Regions from separate parts of the Homo sapiens genome. Here region 1 is linked to region 2. Evidence: chromatin loops called from intact Hi-C (ENCODE). Cell type or tissue: mammary epithelial cell. All regions are shown on one strand. Links, peaks and the distances in the headings refer to the core of each region. The heading gives the core; the rest is flanking DNA. Region 1 has its middle 28 kb from the start of CCDC185. Region 2 overlaps SUSD4 (sushi domain containing 4).

The links. A loop is a pair of places that touch in the nucleus more often than their neighbours do. Peaks named below come from ENCODE experiments on the same cell type or tissue, not always from the same donor. Only the 100,000 strongest peaks of a DNase experiment are listed, where the experiment ranks them.
Region 1: a loop joins it to region 2, with 2.1 times the contacts of the local background. A loop is called at or near these places in 6 of 110 quality-filtered maps.

What each region holds. Positions count from the first base shown.
Region 1 is chr1:223,419,081-223,424,460 of GRCh38, reverse strand. No RefSeq gene overlaps it. Among named protein-coding and RNA genes, the nearest start is that of CCDC185, 28 kb to the right of the region's middle. In mammary epithelial cell, for the core only: no CTCF peak of the experiment used is centred there; a DNase peak (open chromatin) is centred at 2,620.
Region 2 is chr1:223,356,601-223,361,980 of GRCh38, reverse strand. The region is part of intron 2 of SUSD4 (sushi domain containing 4); the gene reads left to right. Among named protein-coding and RNA genes, the nearest start is that of SUSD4, 4.9 kb to the left of the region's middle. In mammary epithelial cell, for the core only: a CTCF peak has its summit at 2,978 (motif pointing right); no DNase peak of the experiment used is centred there.

The sequences.
Region 1 (5,380 bases), core at 187-5,186, 62 kb before region 2:
AGGGCACACAATAAGTACTCAATGAATATTAAATATTGTCTTGATTTTATTTATTTGATTCACCAGTAACTAAGCAGGCTCAGAGAAATGCATGGACATGGAGCACTTGGCCCCTGATATGAAGTGGGAAAATGAGCCTGTCCTTCCTGGGACCCAGCCTCAGGAATCCCATGTTGCAGGGTCTTCCCACTGCCCATGCTCCCTCACTGGGATTGGAGGCTGTCTCCGCACCTCCCACCTTCAGGAGACACCCAAGCTGAACCAGACCATTGTCACTTGCTCTTCACTAGTCTGTGCTCCCAGAGAGGGGGTTGAATAAAAGTTTAATTAGATTTCTCAGAGTTTCCTAATGCCAGCAAGAGAGCCCTCAGGGTGTCTGATGAGTCAGTAGCTTCGGGCTACTTCTGAATTATTTTTAGGGCCATAACAAGTCAGCTCCTAAGGCTTGAGTCTCTGGCTCAGCCATCACTGAACAGGCTTAGAGACAGGAGCACATGGTCCTTGACTTTCTGATTTCTCCCTCTCAGCAGCCAAGAATATCCTATGGGACGACTGGGCAGGGGTGTATAGGGCATGTGTTCTCTTAGAAACGCAGCTGCTCCTCCCCACCATTCCCCATCATCACCAATTTTTTTCCTAAGCGATTTTGAAACAACCACAAAAGGTTTAGAACTGGCTCAAATTCAGATCACATGGTGATGTGGCTCACAAAGGTCTCAGAAGCCAGCTGTGTTCTCATGTCCAAGAAGAAGACCAGGCTTGGCCATTGCTTGAAAAGTAGCAAGCATTCCCAGCCCCCAACCCTGGCTTGGAAACATGTACACATGTCTTTAGATAACTCAAAGAATAGCCCAAATTATTTTTTAAAAAAATTTAGTTTTGACGTAATTTTTCAATTTAGAGAGAATTTACAAGAATAGTAGAAAACATTTTACTCTAATGCCTCAAATGTTAACATTTTACTACATTTGTCTTATCCTTTTCCTTCTTACCATATATATTGATTGTTGATGTAATAACTGATAAGATTGCTGCAATGTTATTTTCCAGTCTATAGACTTTATTCAAATTTCATCAATTTTTTCTGATAATTTCCTTTATAGCAAAAAAAAAAAACACCCAGGACTACGTATTCAATTGTTGCATCTCTTTAGTCTCCTTTAATATGGAACTGTTCTTGAGTCTCTCTTCATATTCATGATGTTGACTTTTCTTCATAGTACCAGACAGTTATTTTGTAGAATGTCCCTTAATTGGGGTTTTTCCAATGTTTCCTTGTGATTGCATTTGGGTTGCATGCTTTCAGTGGCAATGCTGTAGGAGTGGTGTTGGGTTCCTCTCGGTGCAGCTTATCAGGAGGCACCTGCTGAACCCTTGTCTCATTACTAGTAATGTGAACTTTGATCCTTTGGTTAAGGTATGAGGACTAAGCTCTGATTTTTTATCTTGCCCAAGTTCCTCTCTAAGGGGTCTGGGGAGTCATGCCCTGCAAACCATGGATTCTCATCAGATGGGTTTTATTTGACCCTGTATATTGTGACTTGCTTTTCAATCTGACTCTGGCATAACATTATGAGACAAGGAAGAAAATATTTCACTCCAAAATATATCTTCTTGCCATGACTTGAAATTGCCCTGCAAAACCTCTTGTGGGAAAAATCCACATTCTATAGGGAATCCCTTCTCCCCTTTGTTTTCCTTCCTTTCCTTCCTGATCCAGGAGATAATCAACTAAGAGCCAGGCACCCTTTTAGGTCTGAAAAGAAACATTTTACAACCTGCTCTCTCTTTGAAGTCTGCTGAGAGATTCCTCTGCACTGTAAAACTTGGTTGCCACAATCCTTTGTCTTAACCTGAACATTCCTTTCCATTAATCCCAGGTCTTCAGATAAACTCAACCAATTGTCATCCAGAAAACGTTTAAATTTACCAATAGCCTGGAAGCCTCTGCTTTGAGTTGTCCCGCTTTTCTGAACCAAGCCAATGTATTTCTTAAATGTATTTGATTGATGTCTCAGGCCTCCCTAAAGTATATAAAACCAAACTGTACCCTGACCACCTTGGGCACATGTTCTCAGGACCCCCTGAGGGCTGTGTCACAGGCCATGGTCACTCATATTTGGCTCAGAATAAATCTCTTCAAATATTTTACAGAGTTCGACTCTTTTCGTTGACAGGTAACATCAGCCAAGTTTCTCCATGGTAATATTACTTTCTAAAATAATAATGTTATTTTACTTTGTAAAGTTACTTTGTAATTAATAAGCATCTTGTGGGAAGGTACTTTGAGATTACAAATATGTTCCTTCAAATTTTACTCACTAGCTTTAGCATCCATTGATGGTTCTGGCCTGAATCTATAATAATGACGATGGTTGTCAAATGCTGGGTTTTGTTTTTCAATATTATTCCTTTTACATGTATTTGTTGACTTTCTACTGTAAGGAAATCTATCTTGTTTATTCATTTATTTATTTACTAATTTATTCCCTCATATTTAAAAAACAAAACTGTCAGCATAAAATTAATCCTGGTGTGAGCATTTTTCCTTGATCCCTCAGCGAGAGTAAACTTGTCTAGGCCTGTCTGGTGAGCTGGTCAGCTGGTTAGAGGAGTCATTTTGCAAGACGTGAATTGCACTGGAGCCCTGAGTGTGGCTGAGGGGAATTTGTGTTGGGTTTCTGGACCAGGGGCAGGGTTGAGACAGCAGCAGGTGAAGGCTGAAGACACTGTCTGGCATGAAAGACTAGGAGTCTAAGAATATGATCAGCAGGTATGTGTGTCCCTGTGACAAAGTAGGACTCACTGTGGGGGACAGCAATGTTCATTATACGTATTCTGGAAACACAGCACCCTGTACTGTAGAACACCTGAAACCAGTAGCAGTGGCAGTGCAGGGGAACAGGGGCATTGGGGGCTCACTCCAGCCATGCCAGCCACTCTTACTTTCAGGAGGATGGGAGTAGGAGAGAGGCAGAACATGGCCCACATGTCAATCATGATGGCTGCACTCACTATCCAGTTCATGAACATGGGGGCCTCCTCTGTGTACTTCCAGGGGCAACCTTGCAGGGGCCTAAGAGCTTATGTAAGCAGGCTGAGACCAAAGCCAATTAAAGTTGAGGGGTATTTCATGCTAGAGGCTGGAGACACCATGGGATATGAATTCTGATCCATACTGTGTTTTAGTCTGGCAAACAGTCCTTGAAATTTTTAACTAATCAAAATAGAGGCAGGGCTTGGATTTGATCCAGAGCATGGTGCCAAGTTGATAAGCGGCTCCATCTGCCAGCCTCCCATGCTTTTCAACACAATTTGGTTGTGTCCTGCTCATTCATGGGTCCTTCCTTGGGTTTTGCATGGCACAGCAACAATCCTTCTCCTGCAGTGTACTACACATACCCCAAAGGAACCAACTCTGAGCTAAGCACTTGTGTAGAATGGCAAATGCATAATAAGACTTGTGTCAAAGAAAATACCCAAGGAAGAGAGCATGAGGCTATGTGGTTGCATGAGAAAAGCAGCTTCACCAAATCTACCAATTAGCTCCCCAGGGAATTATTTAATCCCATCTTTCATTTAATTGAAGACCAGAACATTATTATCTCTGGCATGTGAAGAAGGTATCCTAAAGAAAATTTACAATAGTATTAATTTATCGTTGATTCAAAGATAACTTGAGCTTCCTAAATTACAGTTCCGTTGTATTTGGGTATCACATCAAATCAAGCCCAGTGCACCTGTCTTTAAGAATGAAGAGATATGACGTTAGGAAGCCTTAATTTGAAACGCTGGGTGCATTTTTCATTGTTTTCACTTTAGCCATTTTTGCCTGGAAGTTGCTGGTGGTACAGTGTTTTATACAATACAGTCTTTACATCAAGTTTTAGAAAACATGCCAAGATTTACAAAGCAGGATAGCCATGCTCTCAAATGTTACTTCTGAAGTTATTTTCTTGACACTTTGAGATAAGCTAAAACTTCACTCCTGTAGCGGGGCTAGATGGTGTCCCAGTATCTCAGACACCTGTCTGGCCACGTAGAGTGTACCAGAGGTAGTTCCCTCTTTACAGGTCAGGGATGGGCACAATGAGCTCATCTGTTGCCCTTGGAAGCTGCATGTGTGAGGGCCTCCCACGCCCCCTCATGCAGAAGTCATCCCACCTGGATTGGGGAGTCACGTGGAGCTCACCAAATAGCTGTCAGAGAGCCCTGACCTGGCCAGCAGGGCCCTTCTCACAGAGCTGTAACATTTCAATTTCAGTAAATTTTACTGGCAGCCAGCGCGGGAGCAGATGCTCTGGGATGAGAGTTCAGGAAGAACAAATAGTACCTGCCGTCAAAGGATGGATAACCTACTCGGGATTCAACCAATATTTATTGAGGAAAACATGGTAGTGAATGAACAGAGCCTGGGACTAGAATCACTGGGTTTGTGTTGGGCTCTGAAATCCTGTCACTTAGGGCAGTCTGCTTGACCTCTTGGCACTTCTGTGTCTTCCTTGTAACTGGAAAACAGCAGTTCTTACCTTGTAGTTTCTTGTGAAGATTAGCGAGAGAAGGAAGACACAGTGCCGGCATGGTGTTTAGAGCAAAGTAAACAGAGCTCAGTAAACAGTAGCTGCTTTAAGTGTCTCCTGAGTACTGGACGCTTTCATCTACGTGACGTTCCATCAACCCTATGATTAGGCCCCATTTACAGAGGTGGCATCTCAAGGCCAGAGAGCCGAGGGGCTTGCTGGTAGTTGGTGGTTCATGAGCAGTACAGCTGCGCTGGACTCTGGCCCTTCTGGCTCCAGGCTCAATGCTCTCCTCATCCCGACAGAATTGGCCCTTGTGGTGTCAAGATCATCGATTGAGAAGAAATATTCCAGCATCTTCGAAGCAAACACAGCACTAATAACAATGATCTCTTACCTTTATATAACCCCTTTAATTTTCCTGAGCACCTTCACATCTATTATCTTCGATCCCGTCTGTTCCAAAGCGTATTCTTTTTTGTTCAATAATTTTGCAAAAATTATTTCTACCAGGACTTTTTCTGCTGCAAAGCTCTGGATGCACTAAAGCGTGGCAGGATTAATGTTCTGGATGGTGTCTTCTTCAGCCTGGGCAGGGAGTAGGATGCCTTTCCTTCTGGGCTGATGAGGAGCTGTTTCTATTTTGGGCTTTGGGTGGCTGTCCTACCCAGCGCACCTCGCTGGAAGCTCCTTTCTTGCTTTATTTCGTGAACTACAGGAGCATTTCCTACTTTCCACACTACTTAAACTCATGTTGAGGTGAAGCAGAAGTCACGTTGGTAGGATGCTTGGACCAATTGCTCATTCCTATGTCCCTCATGTGTGTGTCTGTGCACCTGTGTGTATATTGGTTGTGCTCT
Region 2 (5,380 bases), core at 142-5,141:
TCCTCTTCATGGAGGAGAAGGTCAAGTGTGAGGCCAGGCCAGCACCTGTGTGCCCTGCCAGGGCTCTGGTCACAGCCTCTAATCTGCCGTGGACACCAGCTCTGCTTCACATATGAGTGGGAATAGACGGGCAGAACAGTATTGCGTGGATCTGGATCATTTCCTCCCCTCCTCTCTGCTTTTGCCTCCCAGTTCTAGCTTTCATTCTCTCAAACCAGGTCCACATGATTTTCCATCTTCTTGGTCCATTTCTCTTATGTAGATGACAGACTAGTTAATCAAGGTTCATTTACATTTGTCTTGACTATTGTTATTGGATGGGTGAGGTCTGAGCACAGCTGAGATTTGTTTTGTGCTCTTGGTTCTGCTTGGTCGTGTTTACAGAGCATCCTCCTCAACATTTCAGAGCTCAGTGTACATCATGGCCACCTCGGTCTTATGACAGTCACCTATGAGGTTCCTATAGCATGTCTTTTTTCCCTGCCTTCCTGTGGGGGATCATGCCAGGCAAAAATATCCAGAGCCTTGGAGAAGAGGATGAGAGTAAGGGTTGCCTGTCACCTGTCAGTCTCAGAGCTCTTTCTTTTTAGGCACTCATATGCTGCAGGAAGCTAGCCATCAGCTGCGTTTCACTTTGAACTCCTTCAGGCTGAGAGTGTGATTTCTGGAAGAGTATTTATCACTTCACAGTTCCTCTATGAATAAACCGTTTGGGCAAGCAAGGGTGGTGGGGGATGTCCTATAGAGTTCATTATACAGAGATTTTCTTTTTTAGGAAAGAAATGCACATGGAGGCTCCAATAAGGCAATAAAAGCAAATACACCTTAGCTCTAGACTTGTGCTTCTAAAACTTTAATGTGCATACAAGTCACCTGGGATCTTGTTAAAAGGTGGATGCTGATTCATTTGGTCTGGAGTGGGGCCTGAGACTCGGCATTTCTAATAAGCTCCCAGGTGAAGCAGTTACCACTGATCCAAGGACCACACTTTGATTAGCCATGCTTGAGACCAAGGCATTCCTTAAAATAAGTTGCTTCTGCTCCAGACTTTCTGCCATCATTCTCAATTACTGAATGCAAATGGCCTGTGAGGAGCAGAAGTCTCACCCAATATCTAATCTTCAGGTGATACACAGAGCTGAAAATCAGCCCTCGGAGAGTGCTTTTTTTTCATCCACAAAAAAGTGTATATTTAATGGACACTGTTCTGAAATGTGGATTTTCATTTTTGATTGCTTTCAATGGAAAAGGAACACCGCAATGGCAAGATATAATCGTCTCAGCTAGGAGAAAAAAAAAGCATGTGCCCAGTACAAGTATTGAAGAAAAAGCCTGAACTAGAAAGGCAGAAATTGAGAAAATGATCAAAGAAAAGTAGGAACAGGAACTCCATCAAAAATGAAATGCTTTGTCTTAGAAAGCCAGAGCTCCGATTCAGTTCTTTGAACCCTAGGGAAGCTTTTATGAGCCTGACTTGTCCTGAGATGATGTTTGGGTGGCTCTCTCCAGGTTGTCTTTTGTCGTTAAGGAAGAGTGCCCTCATTTGGGGCCACTGAGACCAAATGCTGTGCAAGAACTCATATTAGGTTGGTGGGGAGATATAGGACCCTGCCGTGTGTGGAATCTGCATGGAGCATGGCTTCAGCTGTTTCTCCCCTTTCTGCCCCAGTACACTTGACCAGAGACCTGCTGGGCTTTGAGGGATGCCCAGAGTGCCCCCCACCCCCAGGCTTCAAGGAAGAGAGCCAAGAGTTTGCTCAACAAGTGACTCCTTTAAGGTGAATTCTTTAGCACATTTCTGTATTATAAATAACTCAATCAGGCTCTGCCACTTGATAGCTTTGGGGTCTCAGGACTTGGGAGCCTCAGCTTCCTCATCTATAAAATGAGGATGACGGTGCCTAATTTATAGGGTTGGTGTGAAGGATGGAAATCATGTAGGCACTTAGTAAATGTAAATAATAGTAGGGCGGAGGGGGCTAAGACAATGCCGTGATTTTGGAGACTTTTGCTTTATTCATTCAATAAACATTGAGTGCCTACCCCGTCCTGAGCCAAGCACTGTTGCATAAATGTTATTTTTACCTAGAACTCTCTCTTACTCATTTTTTTCCTAAATGAGCAAATTTTCTCAAATTTCTTTCTATCCCCAACTTTTAAATGCCATAACTTCTCTCATATTTCCCTAGTCAGTAAGTTCTTCCCTTACTTGGGCTCCCATTGCACTAGCTGTAACCCTCTATCATAATATTGCCTCATTTACTAGACCACAAGCCCACTGAGGGCAAGAAACTTGACTTTATTCATGTTTGTGTCTCAGGCACCCAGCACAACATCTGACACACAGTAGATGTTCAGCTAATTTTGATTGAGAGCAAGAAAAAAGATTCCCAAATTACTGCCACACCATTTAGAAAATAATTGCTATGAGTGAGTTACTTTTTACAAAAGTGCAAAAGTTTCATGATAGCTGGGGCCACATCCAATTAATGGTAGCCTATGAGGTTGGAAGGAAAATCAGGAAAGGCTCTAGAGAAGAGGTAGCACTTAGGATAGGATGGTGGGGAGGGAGGGTGCATCTCAGGTGGAGGGATAGCTTGTGCAAAGGTGTGGAAGGTGGTTACATGATTGGACCCTTCAGGGAGCAGAAAATAGTCCGTTTAATCTGGAATATAGTATACCTGCAAGGAATCAGTAGGGTAGAAGGAAAAATAGGTTAGAACCTTATTGTAAAAGTCCTAGAAGCTCCAATAGGGGTTCTGAAAGTCACACAGCAGGCAGTGGGGAACCCACTGAAGGGTGGAGAGCAGGAGCAAAATATCATCTGAGCTTGGCTTGTCTTCCTTTTTCTGTTTCTAGGTCTCTGACTCATGCAAACCCCTGGTCCAGCGGCCCTCTCTGCATACCCAAGTCATGGTCCTAGTGCAGCTGAATTGAGCTCCTGGAGCCCTCATTTGGTTCATGTCGCTGTAGTGCTGTGCTCTGTGCCAGCAGGTGGAAACAGATGCTTTCTGACTGACTCACTGATTTGTAGTGTTAAGTCCCTTAGTTTTATTGAGAAACATTTTCTTACATGGTAGAGTGAAAGCTTTTCATTCAATGCTACATCTAAAATTCACAATTTCAAACTGCGCTTAATCTGTAAGCAAAGTCCCAGCTCCTCTAACTCTAATGTATGTTTCTTCAACAAAAGGCTACCTTAATATAAGCAGCATGGAGACTCTTTTGATTTATCCAGTGGGTAAAATCTGAAAGCTTTTGGAGGCAAAAGGATTTCATATAACAAGTAGCAAATCTCTTGTCTCAGAGGCCTGAAGAGGCAAGTCAGAGAATCAGTGGTTCTTTAATTTTTGAATGTAATGAAAAATGTAGGTGAAGATCTCTCTCCAGTAAACACTGATTAGATACGTGAATAAAAGCACCTAAATTATTCTGTTCCTGGTTTCAGAGACATATTTCCAAAGCTTGCAAAAGACCAACGAGGCTTGCCTTTAGATGGGAAACTCTGGTATAAACAAGTGCTCTGCATTCTTTATAGGACGGATAGAACTCAAGTTCAGCCTCTGTCCTTAAATTGCCACCTAGCTTTGGTCAAGTGGTGTGACTTCCCCTTGACTCAGTTCCTTTCATATCACTAATATTTGATTCTGCGATTACAGGAATTTGATGGATTCTAAAATCTGAGTAAAGCCAGCTCTCTTTTTCCCACCCATCCATCCATCCATCCATCCATCTTTTTCCAGTGTCTATTGTACATCCTGGGGATACACAGTTAAGGGGATACAGTCCTTTGTCCTGAGAAAACATTCAGATAAGCGTTGGTGTCTTCTCAAAAGTTTAAATGCAAAAAGCATGCATAAAATTATTTTTTCACACATATTTTAAATTCGATTTAAAATTCCGTGTTAGTGTTATTTATTGATTCTGATGAGAAAAGTGATTTTGCACACTGCTCCTCTTTATCCTTGCTGTGCTTTGAAAGCTCATTTGCTGTTTGACAATTGAAATAACCACACATAGTAACAGTATGTCTAAATAGATCATTGGGATCATTGCCTCTGAATTGAGGGGAAGAAAGGGGCAAAAGGATAGACTTTCAAATTTGTGTACAAATATGGTCCTGCTTCACCAAAACCAATCACAGTATCTAGGACTGATGGATAGATGTATATTCTTATGTATTTTATTGATTTATTGGTCCATTCTCATAAGAATGAGCTGTTCAACTATTGTTAACCATGGAAGGTTGGGAAAAGGGACAAAATTTTAAGTTGGCCGACATCTGCGTGATTGACAAAAGTTTCCAAATTGTTAATAGTACTTCAATAATAATTGAAGAGTGCTTATTACGTACCAACTCAGTTTTCCACACTTTGTGGATAGTAACTCATTTAATTCCTCACAACTGTATGAAGTAGATTTTATTATTTATCCTTATTATATAGAAGAAGAAAAGAAGGCATGGAAAGATCAAGCAACTTGTCCAAGTTCACCTGGCTTACAAGTGGGGCATGGTGACCCAGATTATTCTTTTAATGATAATCTTTCTTTTAGCATGCCAGGACTTGGAAATCCCAATCCCTAAATACATTTTTTTCTTTGTATTGTATTTGATTCAAACATTTTTCTTTAAGCTGAGTTAGCAAGTATTTTGGAACACCCCCTGCCCTGAGAGAAGGGAACTCTTGTGTGTTGTGAGCAAAAAGCAGAAAACATATAAACAAATCAACACAACAACAAGAAAATCCCACAACCCAAGACAAAGTGAAGGCCAGAGTGCCTGAATCTTGGGCTCTGAATGGTGAATGGTAAGAGGACAGAAACCCATGTGCCAGTCCTTTTGTGCCTGTTGGAAGAAGGTAGTCAGAATGGGTTGTGCTTGACTCTTACCTGCTTTGCCAAGGGTGAGTAAACAAGTGGCTGGTTTCTGGGGCCTTCTGCTAGTGACTGTCACTGCCGTCACCATTCCCTTCTGATGGTTCTCTGAGCTCTGTTGCTCCCTTAGAGCCTTCCTAAGAGTGGTTCTTTTTCATGTAACTTGGACAAGCACTTGACAAGTACAGTTTGCAAGATGTTTTTAGCTGTATCGCCACCTTTAATTTTCTTAACAACCTAGTAAGATAAGGAAGAGATTTTGAGTATTTCTCTCTCTCTTTTTTGCTTTCTGCCTTTTTTTGTTGTTGTTTGTTAAATTTCAAGAGACGTCCTCAGTGAGATTGCTGTCCTAGGGTTCCACAAATATCAGACAAAGCCAGATTAGGAGCAATCTCTTCTATTGGTCAAGACTTTCCTCTTTGTTTCCTCTTTGTCATTTTGGTCCAGACTTTGAACTTATCTTCTCAACCGTATGCTGTAGATGAAAATCTAGTTAGTATATGTC